2 separate regions of the Homo sapiens genome follow, and region 2 is linked to region 1. A link is a contact called in ENCODE Hi-C or POLR2A ChIA-PET data. All regions are on one chromosome and are shown on one strand. Each heading gives the region's core, a stretch centred on a gene start or an enhancer-like site at or near the end of the contact. The rest is flanking DNA. Distances are from core to core; before and after follow the strand shown.

What was found. A loop is a pair of places that touch in the nucleus more often than their neighbours do. ChIA-PET counts read pairs that join two places held with the same protein, here RNA polymerase II (POLR2A). Pooled maps may share reads with other maps.
Region 2: a pooled map shows a loop between it and region 1 (2.4-fold over the local background). The contact joins two enhancer-like sites. A Hi-C loop is called at or near these places in 1 of 50 pooled maps. POLR2A ChIA-PET finds 5 or more read pairs at or near these places in 2 of 52 experiments (H1 and WTC11).

Annotation. Positions count from the first base shown.
Region 1 is chr19:42,363,432-42,366,833 of GRCh38, reverse strand. All of the region lies in intron 35 of MEGF8 (multiple EGF like domains 8), which reads right to left. Among named protein-coding and RNA genes, the nearest start is that of MIR8077, 14 kb to the right of the region's middle. Within about 2 kb of position 1,498, at least 5 of the 41 ENCODE cell types and tissues checked have a DNase peak (open chromatin) inside an H3K27ac peak, as active enhancers do.
Region 2 is chr19:42,465,446-42,468,842 of GRCh38, reverse strand. All of the region lies in intron 1 of LIPE-AS1 (LIPE antisense RNA 1), which reads right to left. Among named protein-coding and RNA genes, the nearest start is that of CXCL17, 24 kb to the right of the region's middle. RefSeq lists enhancers at 2,752-2,961, 2,706-3,206. Within about 2 kb of position 1,727, at least 9 of the 41 ENCODE cell types and tissues checked have a DNase peak (open chromatin) inside an H3K27ac peak, as active enhancers do.

The DNA of each region.
Region 1 (3,402 bases), core at 249-2,748:
CTGGGAGGGGTAGAGAACCCTGAATCCTCAGTCCTGGACAGCACTTTCTGCTGTAATCTCCCTAGTGACCAAATGCAAAGATGCCCAACACCATACACTGCATTTCCTGAGTTCATGGAAAAGGTGTATGAACATAAGTTCTGAGAGCAGGACTCTAGCTCATCTGCTGACATTCCCCACTGCCTAGCAAAGCACCCAGCAGAAAGAAGGTGCTCAATGATAAATTCGCTGAAGAGAGGGAGGGAGGATGAGAGGAAGGAGGCAGACCAGAGAAGGAGTGTCTCCGCTGCCTGCCCCAGACTCACAGGCCAAAGCCATTAAAAAGAACAATGCTGGGCCAGGCGTGGTGGCTCATGCCTGTAATCCCAGCACTTTGGGAGGCCGAGGCAGGTGGATCACAAAGTCAGGAGTTCGAGACCAGCCTGGCCAATATGGTGACACCCAGTCTCTACTAAAAATACAAAAATTAGCCAGGTGTGGTGGCGTGCATCTATAGTCCCAGATGCTTGGGAGGCTGAAGCAGGATAATCACTTGAACCTGGAAGGTGGAGACTGCAGTGAGCCGAGATCATGCCACTGCACTACAGCCTGGGCGACAGAGCGAGACTCTGTTTCAAAAAAAGAAAAAAAGAACAATGCGGGATGGTTAGAATCAGGCAGCCCTTGAGCCAAATCATAACAGGTATCACCTGCACGCCTATTATGTTTGATTTGTGCGGTGGAATCTAAGCCAACACTTCTTTTTTTTTCTTTAGACGGAGTCTCACTCTGTCACCCAGGCTGGAGTACAGTGGTGCGATCTCAGTTCACTGCAACCTCTGCCACCCAGGTTCAAGCGACTCTCCTGCCTCAGCCTCCCGAGTAGCTGGGATTACAGGCACCTGCCACCATGCCTGGTTAATTTTTGTATTTTTAGTAGAGACAGGGTTTCACCATATTGGTCAAGCTGGTCTTGAACTCCTGACCTCACGATCCACCCACCTCAGCCTCCCAAAGTGCTGGGATTACAGGTGTGAGCCACTGCACCTGGCCTAATTTTTTTTTTTTTTTTTTTTTTTTTTAGAGACGGGGTCTCGCTCTGTCACCCAGGCTGGAGTGCAGTGCTGTAATAATGGCTCACTGCAGTCTCAACCTCCCAGACACAAGTGATCCTCCCACCTCAGCCTCCCAAGTAGCTGGGACTACAGACACACACCACTATGCCTGGCTAATTTTTTTTTTTTTTTTTTTGTAGAGATGAGGGTCTTGCTATGTTGCCCAGGCAGGTCTCGAACTCCTGGCCTCAAGTAATCAATCTGTCTCAGCTTCTTGAAGTGTTGGGATTACAGGCCTGAGCCACCCCACCCAGCTAAGCCATCACTTTAAAGCTAGGAGGTTTCATAGAAAGTCTGGTAAAAGTCCCCTCTCACATTCACATACACCATCAACAATGCTCATCTGGCCCCTGGGGACAGGCTGTGCTCTCCAATTCACTGGCCCCACCTCTTCCCCTTGCCACCCTCCTGGCCACTCCCCCATCTCCTTAGCTGCCCCAGCTCTTCAGGCGTGTGAGAACTTGGCAAGCACCGAGAGGCTGGGGGAACAGCGCATGCCCGCAGGACTGTGGGTATGCCTTCTGCTCCCTGGAGCTCCCACAAAGATAAATGATGGAAATTTCAATAATATCTGGGGAGAACCCATACTACCATTAGGATCCCAGGCTTGGAGACGAGAGGCCTCTGCTTACCACAGACCAAAATCACAGGGGCTTCTGCCCTTCTGGCCACATTGACAGCCCCCATGGGGAACTCCCGCAGCCACCCTCTTGGTGTGTCCCATACAGTGGAGACTGGGAATCCTCCCAGTGGCAGGACTTGGGTCAGCCAGATTGGCCCTCTCACCACTGCTCATTACAGTAACAATGATCATGATCATTAGCCATTTTTTAGTGCTTCCTGAATGGCAGGCATTGCTCTATGCTCTAAGTAAATTCTCCCCCATTTAACTGGTACAACCTCCCTAGGGGACAGGATCTAGTGAAATGATTCCCATTTTAGCAAACTCTCCCTGAGGTCTTGGAGAGGGGAAGTCACTCATCCAAAGTCAAACAGCCAGGAAGTGGCCAAGTTGGAGTCAAACCCAGATCCCACTGACTTCACAGCCTGAGCTTTTGATCGCAAGGCAAACTACCTCCGGGTGAGAGCTAATGTACCACTCCCAGGCAGGGCTCCTGGCACTGGATGCCAAGGTCTGTGGGATTCTTGGTCCTCCACACCCTGCCCTCCTGGTCTCGAATTTCCACGAAGTGCTGTTGGTTTCTTTAGTCCACCTCTCAAAATGGCAAGTGTCCCACATCCCTGCACTGTTGTCTACTAGTGTCTGGGTGGTGGCTGGACTGATCACTTAGTTCATGGGTTGTCGGATGGTGAGCAGTTTTGCCTCAATTGGGTCTTGCATAATCGAGGTATGAATGAGGAGTGGGCTCTGGCTGAGTGACATTGCTTCCACATGTGACAGTGGGAGGTGAATGTGTCTTATCTCCCACGGGGGGGCAGTGGGGTGGGGTGCGAATGCCTTTGTCTGCCACCACGACAGTTTAATCATGTCAGGTGGAAGCGTCTTTGGAATGGAGTTTCTGGAAACAAGAGAGCATGTGCCAGGCACTCCAAGGGGTGGACTGTCACGGGTACACACATGCCTGCCTAGGCCACACCCACCTTCAGGAATCATCTCTCCACCCCACAGCCTAGAAGAGGCCTAGATCTGACGTGCCACGTTTGAACCACGTGCTCCTAGCCCTCCCTGGCCACATCCCACTACACCAAGGCTGGACATGTAGCTCGTGCACTAAGTCAGAGTTTCTCCTCGAGAATGTGAGCTAACCGACAAACACAGAGATGAACGTGGTCTCTGGAATTAGAAGGCATCTAGACTGGGAGTCAAGGCTGCAATCTGAGGCCATGTGTGTTGACTATCAGACCGACAGAAACCCGACAATGGAGAAGTGTGGAGAACAGCTGAGATTACGGGTCATGTGGCCTGAGAGCAACAGAGCAGAAACACTTCCTGCTCTCAGAGTCCATCAAATACCCACACTTCCTTATAACAAAACCAGCTCGAGGGAGTGTCTGTTTCTTATAACCAAAAGTTCCATAAGTAGAGAGAGAAAGAGAGAGAGGAGGGAAGCAGAAAAGGTTTGGGAGGTTGAAGGAAGAAGCATTAAGAGTCGTGGATGTGAACCTATGAATTATATCGACAAAATTAAAAACAAAAAATTAAATTAAAATTTTTTTAAAGTCATGGAAAGGATGAGGAGACCATGATACCATGGACAAGAGTTGGAGAGGCAGAGGCCAGGGGTTGGGAAAGTGGCACACACAGAAGCATGGCTGGAGGACACAACAGGGACCCTCATGAGGCAAC
Region 2 (3,397 bases), core at 478-2,977, 100 kb before region 1:
CCTCGGCCTCCCAAAGTACAGGGATTACAGGCATGAGCCACCATGCCCAGCCTTAATTTTTATATTTTTAGTAGAGACAAGGTTTCACCAAGTTGGCCAGGCTAGTCTCAAACTCTTGGCCTCAAGCAATCCTCCCACTTCAGCCTCCCAAATTGCTGGGATTAAAGCCATGAGCCACCGTGCCTGGCCCTGCCCCATTTAACTACTGCCTAGCATCCTGGTCTGAATGGAGAGAAGTAATTATAGTTCCCTACGGATGACTCATGACTCCGCAAGGCTCAAATTGCCCTGCCATCTCACTACTACAGTTTGTAAGAACAACTAACAAATCCATTTCTGGTCCCCCAGGGAACATACACTCATTCTCCACTTCTGGGTGTGCTTGAGGCCATGCTGTTGTATCTGGAGAGATGAGGGGCAAGCTGAGGGATAATTGCAGTTGCCACCTCCACCACATTCCCCCCACAGCCTTTCTTAAGGAGCCCAGTGTCTTGCCTTCCCATGGCCACTGTGTCCTAAAAGGGAGAGTCAGAAAGTGGCAAGGGGCTGGACTCACACCCCACTCTCCTGTGTCAGCTGCTGCATGACTGAGCTAGCCTGTCTGGTTCTGAGAGCTCCCAAAGGCTTGCAAGACAGACAGTTGGGTACTGTGAGAATTAGCCCCAGAAGTCCATGTTCAAAAAAAGACAAACCGTTTGTTCCTGAGGAAAGAGATCCTATTTTATTTATCTTTTTTTTTTTTTTTTTTTTTGAGATGGAGTCTCACTCTGTCGCCCAGGCTGGAGTGCAGTGGCGCGATCTCGGCTCACTGCAACCTCCGCCTCCTGGGTTCAAGCGATTCTCCTGCCTCAGCCTCCCAAGTAGCTGGGATTACAGGTGCCCGCCACCACCCCGGCTAATTTTTGTATTTTTAGTAGAAGTGGGGTTTCACCATCTTGGCCAGGCTTGTCTTGAACTCCTGACCTAGTGATCCACCTGCCTCGGCCTCCCAAAGTGCTGGGATTACAGGCGTGAGCCACCACGCCCGGCTTATTTTATTTATCTTTGAGAATTCAGCAACTGGCCCTTGTTAGATACATGAAAAACATCAGTGAAATTTAATTGTTTTTAAAGGGCAGAACGCCTACATGTTGGTTAGAAACAAGCCATAAATCTGACCAATTTCCTGCATGTCAACGTGTCGCCAGTTTTCTGGGAACAGGATGATACCTCTGTCACAGAAGCGATCAAATCCTCTAGGTCCAACTCATAAATCTAAGGGTGTGATGGCTAAACAACCAACATCTGATTTCTGAGAACTGACCTTGGACTATTCAGAAGGTATGGGAATTTCATCCTCCACCTCCCAACCCCTCACATGATTCATACCCAGGAATAAAACAAGGCAGATTTCAGACTGGATTAAGAAAATTTCTAACATCTTATCCAGCCTCTGACAAGTTACCAGGACATTGCACAAAAAGCAGAAACATAAAGAGAGCAAGCCCAGCTCCTAAATCACTTCCTCTCAGCATCAGCACATCAGCAGCCACTGATCCACATTCTGACCCACACGCATGCACCAGACACATGTAATACACTCACAAAGCTTCACCTTAAACTCTTAAGTAGCAGTGACATACAAGACATTATCACAGAACACAGAATCTCACATGTGTTACAGGAGCTCCCCGGACAATACTAACCAAACCGTAAGAATCTAACTCCACCTACCCTTCACCATATCTGTATGAATACTGGGAGCTGGAACATGCACATGTGTCTCTCTGTGCCCTGGATCTGTCAGGTTCTATGGAAAAGGGGAAATATGAAACAGAGACCCTGATGGCTATGAAAAGAATTTCCTGCTATTTGCTTCAAAGACACATAGGCAGGAAACAGTTGGGAAATCTATCAAAACAATCATAGCCTACTCTAGAAACTGAATATTAGAGAGGCAGGCAGAACAGGGAGGGAAGTCATGTTATTACTGGAACATAAGAAGTCTGTGCAATGGCAGGGAAGCTACCAACTGGGCCTCCTTCCCCAGAGCCAAAGGAAGCTCCTGCCTCCAGACTCTCCTCACCACACCCACAGTGGGCCTCTTCAGCCCTTAGAAACACAGAGCTATTCAAGAAGAGATGCAAATAAAACTCACTACTTGTTCCTTTTGGGGGAGGGAGGCACATGTGACAGAAAAAGCAGCATTCGGGGCTCTGCCACACCTGCCTCAACCTACCACTGTTAATCACAGAATCAGAACTTGAGAACACAAAAGATGATCTCACTCAAATCCAACAGCTTACAGATAAGAAAACTCCCGTCCAGAGTGAGCGAGTGACTTTCTCATGGTAACAAAGAACGTCGGTAGCTTAGCTGACACAGAACAAGGCCTCCTCACTCCCAGCCCAGAGCCTTTCCCTCACTTCTGGATCTTCCTGAGGCCAGAGTGTGTGAACATCCCCAAAACTGAGCTGCATAAAACTCTCTGATGTCCTCACCCGAGGCAGTGGGTATAACTGGACTGGCCTTCCAAACTTGCTAGTGGATGAGATGGAAGCAGAAAGATTAATACTTCCTCCTGTTTGTCTGTCTTGCTCAGCTCAGGGCCCTAGGGGAGTCACAAAAGATGAGGACACGTGAAGACTACAGCTGCAGGTAACAGGATCCCCGTTTCACATCCCAGGCTGCAATTCCACTGTCCCCCATTCACTGCTCTCAGCAGTCCCCACTCTTGAGCAGACTGAGGTGAAGCAGCTAAACTTCATGTCACTCCACCTCCATGGCAGAGCATGGCAGGCCCGAGAGAAGTCACTACAACTGCTCCCCTCCCAATGCTCATCGCCCAACCGAGCACCAAACCACATGGAGGTCCTCAGCTGGGAAGTTCCCCAACAGGACAGAGAGAGAAGTGAAACCCATCTGGGGGAGAAAAATAAATGAAAGGTAAATGTAAGAGATGCTGCCTCACAGTGCCTCCTCTGGTATAAAGGCAAGTGCAATTTTATCCACTCTTGGTCCTCCCACCCCACCCCTCCAAGAGCCCAAAGAAAGAAAGAGAGCACGGACCACATTATTGTTTTGGGTTTTGTTTGTTTGTTTGTTTGTTTGAAATGGAGTCTCGCTCTGTCGCTCAGGCTGGAGTGCAGTGGCGTGATCTTGGCTCACTGCTACCTCTACCCACTAGGTTCAAGCAATTCTCCTGCCTCAGCCTCCCTAGTAGCCGGGATTACAGGCATGCGCTACCAAAGCCTGGCTAATTTTTGTATTTTTAGTAGAGACGGGGTTCCACCATGTTGGCCAGGCTGGTCTCAAACTCCTGACCTCAGGTGATCCACCCGCCTCAGACTCCCAAAGTGCTGGGATTACAGGCGTGAACCACCGTGCCGGCCTACATTGTTAATTTTACAGAGGAACA